Regions from separate parts of the Homo sapiens genome. Here region 1 is linked to region 2. Evidence: chromatin contacts called from ENCODE Hi-C or POLR2A ChIA-PET data. All regions are on one chromosome and are shown on one strand. Each heading gives the region's core, a stretch centred on a gene start or an enhancer-like site at or near the end of the contact. The rest is flanking DNA. Distances are from core to core; before and after follow the strand shown.

Region 1 (3,053 bases), core at 201-2,700, 270 kb before region 2:
GCCCTCTGCCTTTACGAAATGAGTGAGAACTGCCTCTACCCTTCTGTATGGAGTATTTTTCCCTATCATCTGCACTCCAACACAAAAGACATACACAAGTGACAAGTAGAGTGTGTTCAGCAAACACTCGCGTGGGTCACATGCTAAGTGGTTCTACTTGTTCTTCCCCATCCACATCAGAGTGTGGGGCACCCACTTGGCTAAATTCTACCAAAACTGCTGATGTATAGAGCAGAGTCACTGGGAGAAAAGAAACCAGACACCTAGAGCACCAAGTTTCAAAATGATTTAACTTTCAGAAAATTCTTAAGGCAAACTTTATCCTTTGAAGTGGGGCTTCAAAGAAGGGCTGGTGAAAGTGACTGAGTAGCCAGGGAAAAATCCTGCAGGCTCACGAAAGGAGCTGCTGGCTCCCCTACAGTGAGGTTCAGCAGTGGAAATGTCTGCAGCAGCTACCCAGGGCCGGGCATCATCCCACTGTCTAATACAGTGAAGAGCCCAGTAGAATAGCTGCAGCCTAATACAGCAGCTGAGCCAGTGCTCCACGCAGTTCAGGTGTAAACAAAAGGGAAAGCCTGGGAGATGCCAAGTGAGAAGCCAGGCTGCCAGATATCCATTTGCTTTCTTCCTTTCTTTACCGCCATATATTTTGAAAGCAACTTTCAGCATCTGGGCTTCAACTCCAGAAATCCTTTAACTTAGCCAGCTAGGATATAAAAGGCAATAAAACAGCAGGGAATTCTTACTGTGAACTTCATAGCATTCAAGTTTAAGGTGACCAGATGGTTTATCACCCAAACTGGGACACTTTCAAGAGTGAAAGGCAGGCTGGGTGCAGTGGCTCATGTCTGTAATCCCAGCACTTTAGGAGGCTGGGGTGGGAGTATCCCTTGAGCTCAGGAGTTGAAGAACAGTCTGAGCAACATAATGAGACCTCCTTTCTACAAAAAAGTTAAAAAATAAGCCAGGTATGGTGGCATACGCGTGTGGTCCCAGCTATTCAGGAGGCTGAGGCGGGAGGATTGCCTGAACCCAGGAGGTCGAGGCTGCAATGAGCCATGATTACATCAATGCATTCCAGCCTGGGTGACAGAGACAGACCCTGTCTCAACAACAACAACAACAACAACAACAAAAGAGTTGAAGGGGATATTAATAACCACAACACCACAACAGGCATAAGCCAGGACTGTCTCAGGTAAACTCAGTAGGATCCTCAACCAACCCAAGCTATCTGTGACTTAAGTGCAGTCAGGGGAGGAGGTGATGACTTCAATATGTGCTAAGAGACTGGTGCCAGAAGACCCACAGGAGGTTGGCATGAACCCTGAGGCTGATCTCCAGGCTCCTGGGACTGTGTAGAGCAACAGTTCCTATGTCTCTAACCGGAGAAAGAAACCACAGAGCATGTGACTTCCTTCACAGTTAATTTGAACGTTATGTGCAAAGTTCCGAGGGCTTGGGTGTAGCAGAGTAGCCATGTGGTTTTCAACTGTCATTTTCACTGGCTCTTTGCTTTCAAGCTATGCACATGGGCTTGTTAACAGCCCCAAACACACTCAGTCTTTTAAGCACTGTAACATTGTTAGGGATTGCCTAGAGTGTCGGCTTTGAAGGAACAGCATCTTCATCCTTTTCTAGAGAAATAAAATCTCTACTGGGCAATGGTAGAAATCAGCTCCCAGGTGCATAGGGATGATTTCAGGGCACTTGCAACCTTCTCCCTGCGTGGCCCTTGCATGCTGTCTTTCTATGCACCAAACATCTTACACACTAGCCTTGCTGGTCGACTCCAGCTATACTTGGCAGCAAAGGACCAGCTCCCTGCAAGATCAACAATTTTTTTTTGAAACAGGCAAAAACCCAAACCCAGTTCCAGGCATGTGAAACCACATATATGAAAACTGATACTGGAACCCTAATGCTGACCAGACAACGACATACACATTTGTGCCTGAACTGGAATGCCACACGCCACACCGATGGCCGCGCTCAGAGAAGTGAAAGAGGAAAGGAGGAAAAACTTACACTACTATCATCCATTCTCTCGCGCCTTTTAGATTTGTGTGTCTCATAGTCTTCCATGAGGGTCTGCATCAGATTCTTGGGCCGCTGGGTTCCGGCAGCCTCTTCAGGGGCTAAGTCAGGCTGCAAGCTGGGGCCTTCAGTGGTGGGGGATGGAGGAGGTTTGACTTTCTCTATTTTCCCTGAAACAACACGAAGAAAATACCCTTTCTAAGCTTGTCTGCTCATGACTGCTTTTAGAAAGAAAACTGGCAAATAAAAGAGCAACAACCTCTGACACAGAGAGTGGTACCAGAATGATGGTTAAGTGTAGGCCATTTTATTATATTACAGGGATCAAAGCACTTAAGGTTAATGCACAAACCCATCCAAAGATCTCAAGGACACCAAGTTCCAAAAAGTCAGTTAGATCAAACAGGCACAGCACGCATTTTGCAAATATATGTTGGACAGACCGACAGTGGCTCCAGTTGTTTTGAGATATGTATTCTATCACAGATCACAGAATTAGACTGTCAGAGGTGGTGGCACCTTGGAGACTCACAGACCCACTTCTTAACAGATGAAAGCGCTTGAGGCTCTGCCAAGGGAAGGCTGTACTCAAGTCATAGGGAGCCAGTGATGGTACCCAGGCCTCCTGCTTTCCTCACCAGGGTCTATCCTCTATAGCAGAGGAAGTCAATTGTCTGCTGACCTGCCCAGGCTTTTTGTGCAGACAGCCCAGTGTTATAAAACCTTTGAATAAGGATGAAGTTTGTTCTTCTCAGTTTGCCCCGGTCTTACACTGGCCAGCTTTATTCATTTACCTCACCTGCTGGGGTCCTGAAACATTGGGGTTTGAGGCCTCCCAGACCTTAAGAAGTGTACACCAACAAAGGCAATGGAAAAGGTGCACACCAGCCTTGGGAATGAGGAGATTTTAGCTCTCGCAATGTCCTCCAAGAATCCTCAGGATGGAGAGATGAGGTCAGTGATTAATTCAACAGTGGTGTGGTGACTCTACGCACCCTCACCAAGACCATTTCCAT
Region 2 (2,774 bases), core at 70-2,569:
ATAACATGTCAGTTATGCATACTCTAAGATTCCATGGTTTTATGAACTGTCATAAAATTATTGCCTTTGCAAAAGCAGCACAATACTGAATGCAAAAACCAAAAAAGCAACTATTTCTTTTTAACTCTGAACAGACTTTCATGGCTCAGTGCATAAGAGAAGCCTTTTATTTTCAAGTAACTGAAACACTTTGTCATTTTGCACTGAGAATCACTAATGTTATCTTCATAAATCTTTTTAGGGTTCTGTATTCTGGAACTACTCGGTGGTGAGATTCTCATCTTAGTATCAATACACATAATGCCAGGCTTTTGAGCAGTAGTTCTCAACTTGGAGAGATTTTGTCCCCCAAGGCAACATTCAGCAATGTCTGGAGACATGTTTTATTATCATGACTGGGAAAGGGCAATGGTGCCCCTGGAAGCCACTAGGTAGAGGCCAGGGATGCTACTAAACATCTTGCAATACTCAAGACAGCCACTCACAACAAATAACTATCCAGCCCTAAATGTCAATAGCACAGCTGTTAAGAAACTCTGCTGTAGGGGGATGGAAGAAACAACAATAAGAACAGCACTATTCTTTTTTTTTTTTTTTTTTTTTGGAGGCAAAATTTTGCTCTTGATGCCCAGGCTGGAGTGCAATGGTGCGATCTCGGCTCACTGCAACCTCCGCCTCCTGGGTTCAAGTGATTTTCCTGCCTCAGCCTCCTGAGTAGCTGGGATTACAAGCGCCTGCAACCACGCCTGGCTAATTTTTTGTATTTTTAGTAGAGAAGAGGTTTCACCATGTTGGCCAGGCTGGTCTCGGACTCCTGACCTCAGGTGATCCATCTGTCTCAGCCTCCCAAAGTGCTGGGATTACAGGCATGAGCCACAGTGCCCAGCCAACAGCACTATTCTTACTGACAACCTGCTGTTCTTGGCACTTCACAAACACACCTGACCTCTACACATTACAACAGCACTGCAAGGTGGGTATAGTTTTCCCCAATGTACAGGCGAGGACACTTAAGTCCAGAGAGTTTACATGGCTTGTCCAAGATCAAACAACTTGTAAATACAGAACTAGGACTCCAGCCAAGTTTGGTCAAGCTCTGAGGTCCGGCTTTCTAGTGAGTTTGCTATGCTGGAGCCCTTTTCAGAAGCACACACTGTTTCCCGCAGAGGTTTAGACTGTACACAGGCTAGAAAGTGCAATCAGGAACAAAGGGCTTCCAAAAGAGACAGAAAGGAGCCAAGCCCAAAATGAAACCTGCACTTCATGAAAGAACCTGAAGGGGGCAGTCTCACCATCATGATGACCACCCACAATAGGCTGAAGACCGGCACCTCCAGAGTCATGGTGCGTCTGATGCACCGCCTTCTGAAGAAGCATGTGTGGAGGTTGAGGAGGGAGAATCACATTACCTGTCCCTCCTCCTACATCACGAGGTGCACGTTAGTGTAATTTCACTCAATATCAGAGGTCTCAAAAAAATTTAGCTTAAAATAACAACTTCTGTTGGGATTTTTGAGAACATGCTTTAGAATTAGGCAGAGTTGAGTTCAAATACTTGCTCTTTCACTTTTTTAAAATTATTTTTCATTCATCTTGTATGTCCTTCCATTGAATTTTTTTAGGGGGGGGCAGCAAGTTACTTCACCTCCTGTGCTTCTCTTCTCTCTTCATCATCATCATCATCATCACTACCTCATGGGAGTATTACAAGGCTTAAATTAGAAAATTAATGAATTAAATGGAGGCAGAAAAGCTAGGCCGCTACCCAGAAGGGAGTGACAAAACAGGAAATATTACACAATATAGAGACACTACTATATAGTTTACTGTATACATAGCATATATAGTTTTATTTTGGAAGGAAACAAAAGAATGGAAACAATAATTGGGCTGCAAATGTGGCTGAACGTGGGGTGGGGACCCCGGCTGGAAGTGCACAGATGTGGAATGCCACTGTGGAGTGTTCCCCTCCCTGCTCAAAAGAACAGTGAATCATGGAGTTAAAAATAGCAAATGTGAAGAACACAATGAATCTCAAGCAAGTGTCCTTTGTGATTTCAATGAATGTTTCAGTGGTTGCCTTTTCTAGAACAGTTGTAAGTAACTGTCATCTTCTTGGTTGCCAAACCCCACAACATAACATACAGATGCTTAATAAGATACATATGCTTATGCCTAATGTCTCTACGCCTTTGGCTTTGAGCCTCCTAACAATATGGAAAATTAAGTGAATTCTGGTATTTACCAGAGACCCACACAGGTACTCAGAGAATCACAGGTCCAATGTGGAAATGAAAAGTACACTTCTATCCTGATTTTTTAAAAGCTGCTTGGCTCTCTCTAGGTTAGCAGTTGAGACTTCAATATTTTATTCAATGAATATTTGATGTGACATATTTTAGAACAGACAGCTGTTCTGATGAATTAGTCATCTCTGTGATGAATCAGTTACTTATACCTAGCCTTTAGTTTTTTGAGAACTCAACCTCTTTCCTCCACTCTGACCCGTTTCCAAAACCACTTCCTTCTATAACAGTAACATTTCTCGGAACAGGTACACTGTTGAGAAAAGAGATCTCTAACCAACTCCTCAAATTAGAGAAACTCAGAATACCAGAGCTGGAAGATCCCGAGAGATGGCTCACTGAAGATATGAGGAAACTGAGACTGAAGAGAGCAAAAGACTTGCCCAAGGTCACACAGCAAATGATCAGCAGAGCTAGAATTAACATCCTGGCTTTGTGACAGCTCATCCCATTTTCATTTAATACTCC

Evidence for each region. Hi-C counts contacts between places; a loop is a spot of excess contacts on that map. ChIA-PET counts read pairs that join two places held with the same protein, here RNA polymerase II (POLR2A). Pooled maps may share reads with other maps.
Region 1: a loop to region 2 is called in a map of motor neuron, with 4 times the contacts of the local background. The contact joins two enhancer-like sites. A Hi-C loop is called at or near these places in 10 of 168 maps with a recorded cell type or tissue (B cell, CD4-positive, alpha-beta memory T cell, GM18951 and 6 more), 6 of 37 single-sample maps with no recorded cell type and 16 of 50 pooled maps. POLR2A ChIA-PET finds 5 or more read pairs at or near these places in 11 of 52 experiments (AG04449, GM10248, OCI-LY7 and 4 more).

Annotation. Positions count from the first base shown.
Region 1 is chr9:110,155,473-110,158,525 of GRCh38, reverse strand. PALM2AKAP2 (PALM2 and AKAP2 fusion) reads right to left here. Exons shown (of 11, transcript NM_007203.5): 9 at 2,029-2,207. It overlaps LOC124902244 (a long non-coding RNA gene), which reads right to left. Exons shown (of 2, transcript XR_007061727.1): 2 at 2,323-3,053. Among named protein-coding and RNA genes, the nearest start is that of C9orf152, 51 kb to the left of the region's middle. RefSeq lists a silencer at 1,484-1,533. Within about 2 kb of position 1,450, at least 9 of the 41 ENCODE cell types and tissues checked have a DNase peak (open chromatin) inside an H3K27ac peak, as active enhancers do.
Region 2 is chr9:109,886,541-109,889,314 of GRCh38, reverse strand. All of the region lies in intron 3 of PALM2AKAP2 (PALM2 and AKAP2 fusion), which reads right to left. Among named protein-coding and RNA genes, the nearest start is that of PALM2AKAP2, 110 kb to the right of the region's middle. Within about 2 kb of position 1,319, at least 7 of the 41 ENCODE cell types and tissues checked have a DNase peak (open chromatin) inside an H3K27ac peak, as active enhancers do.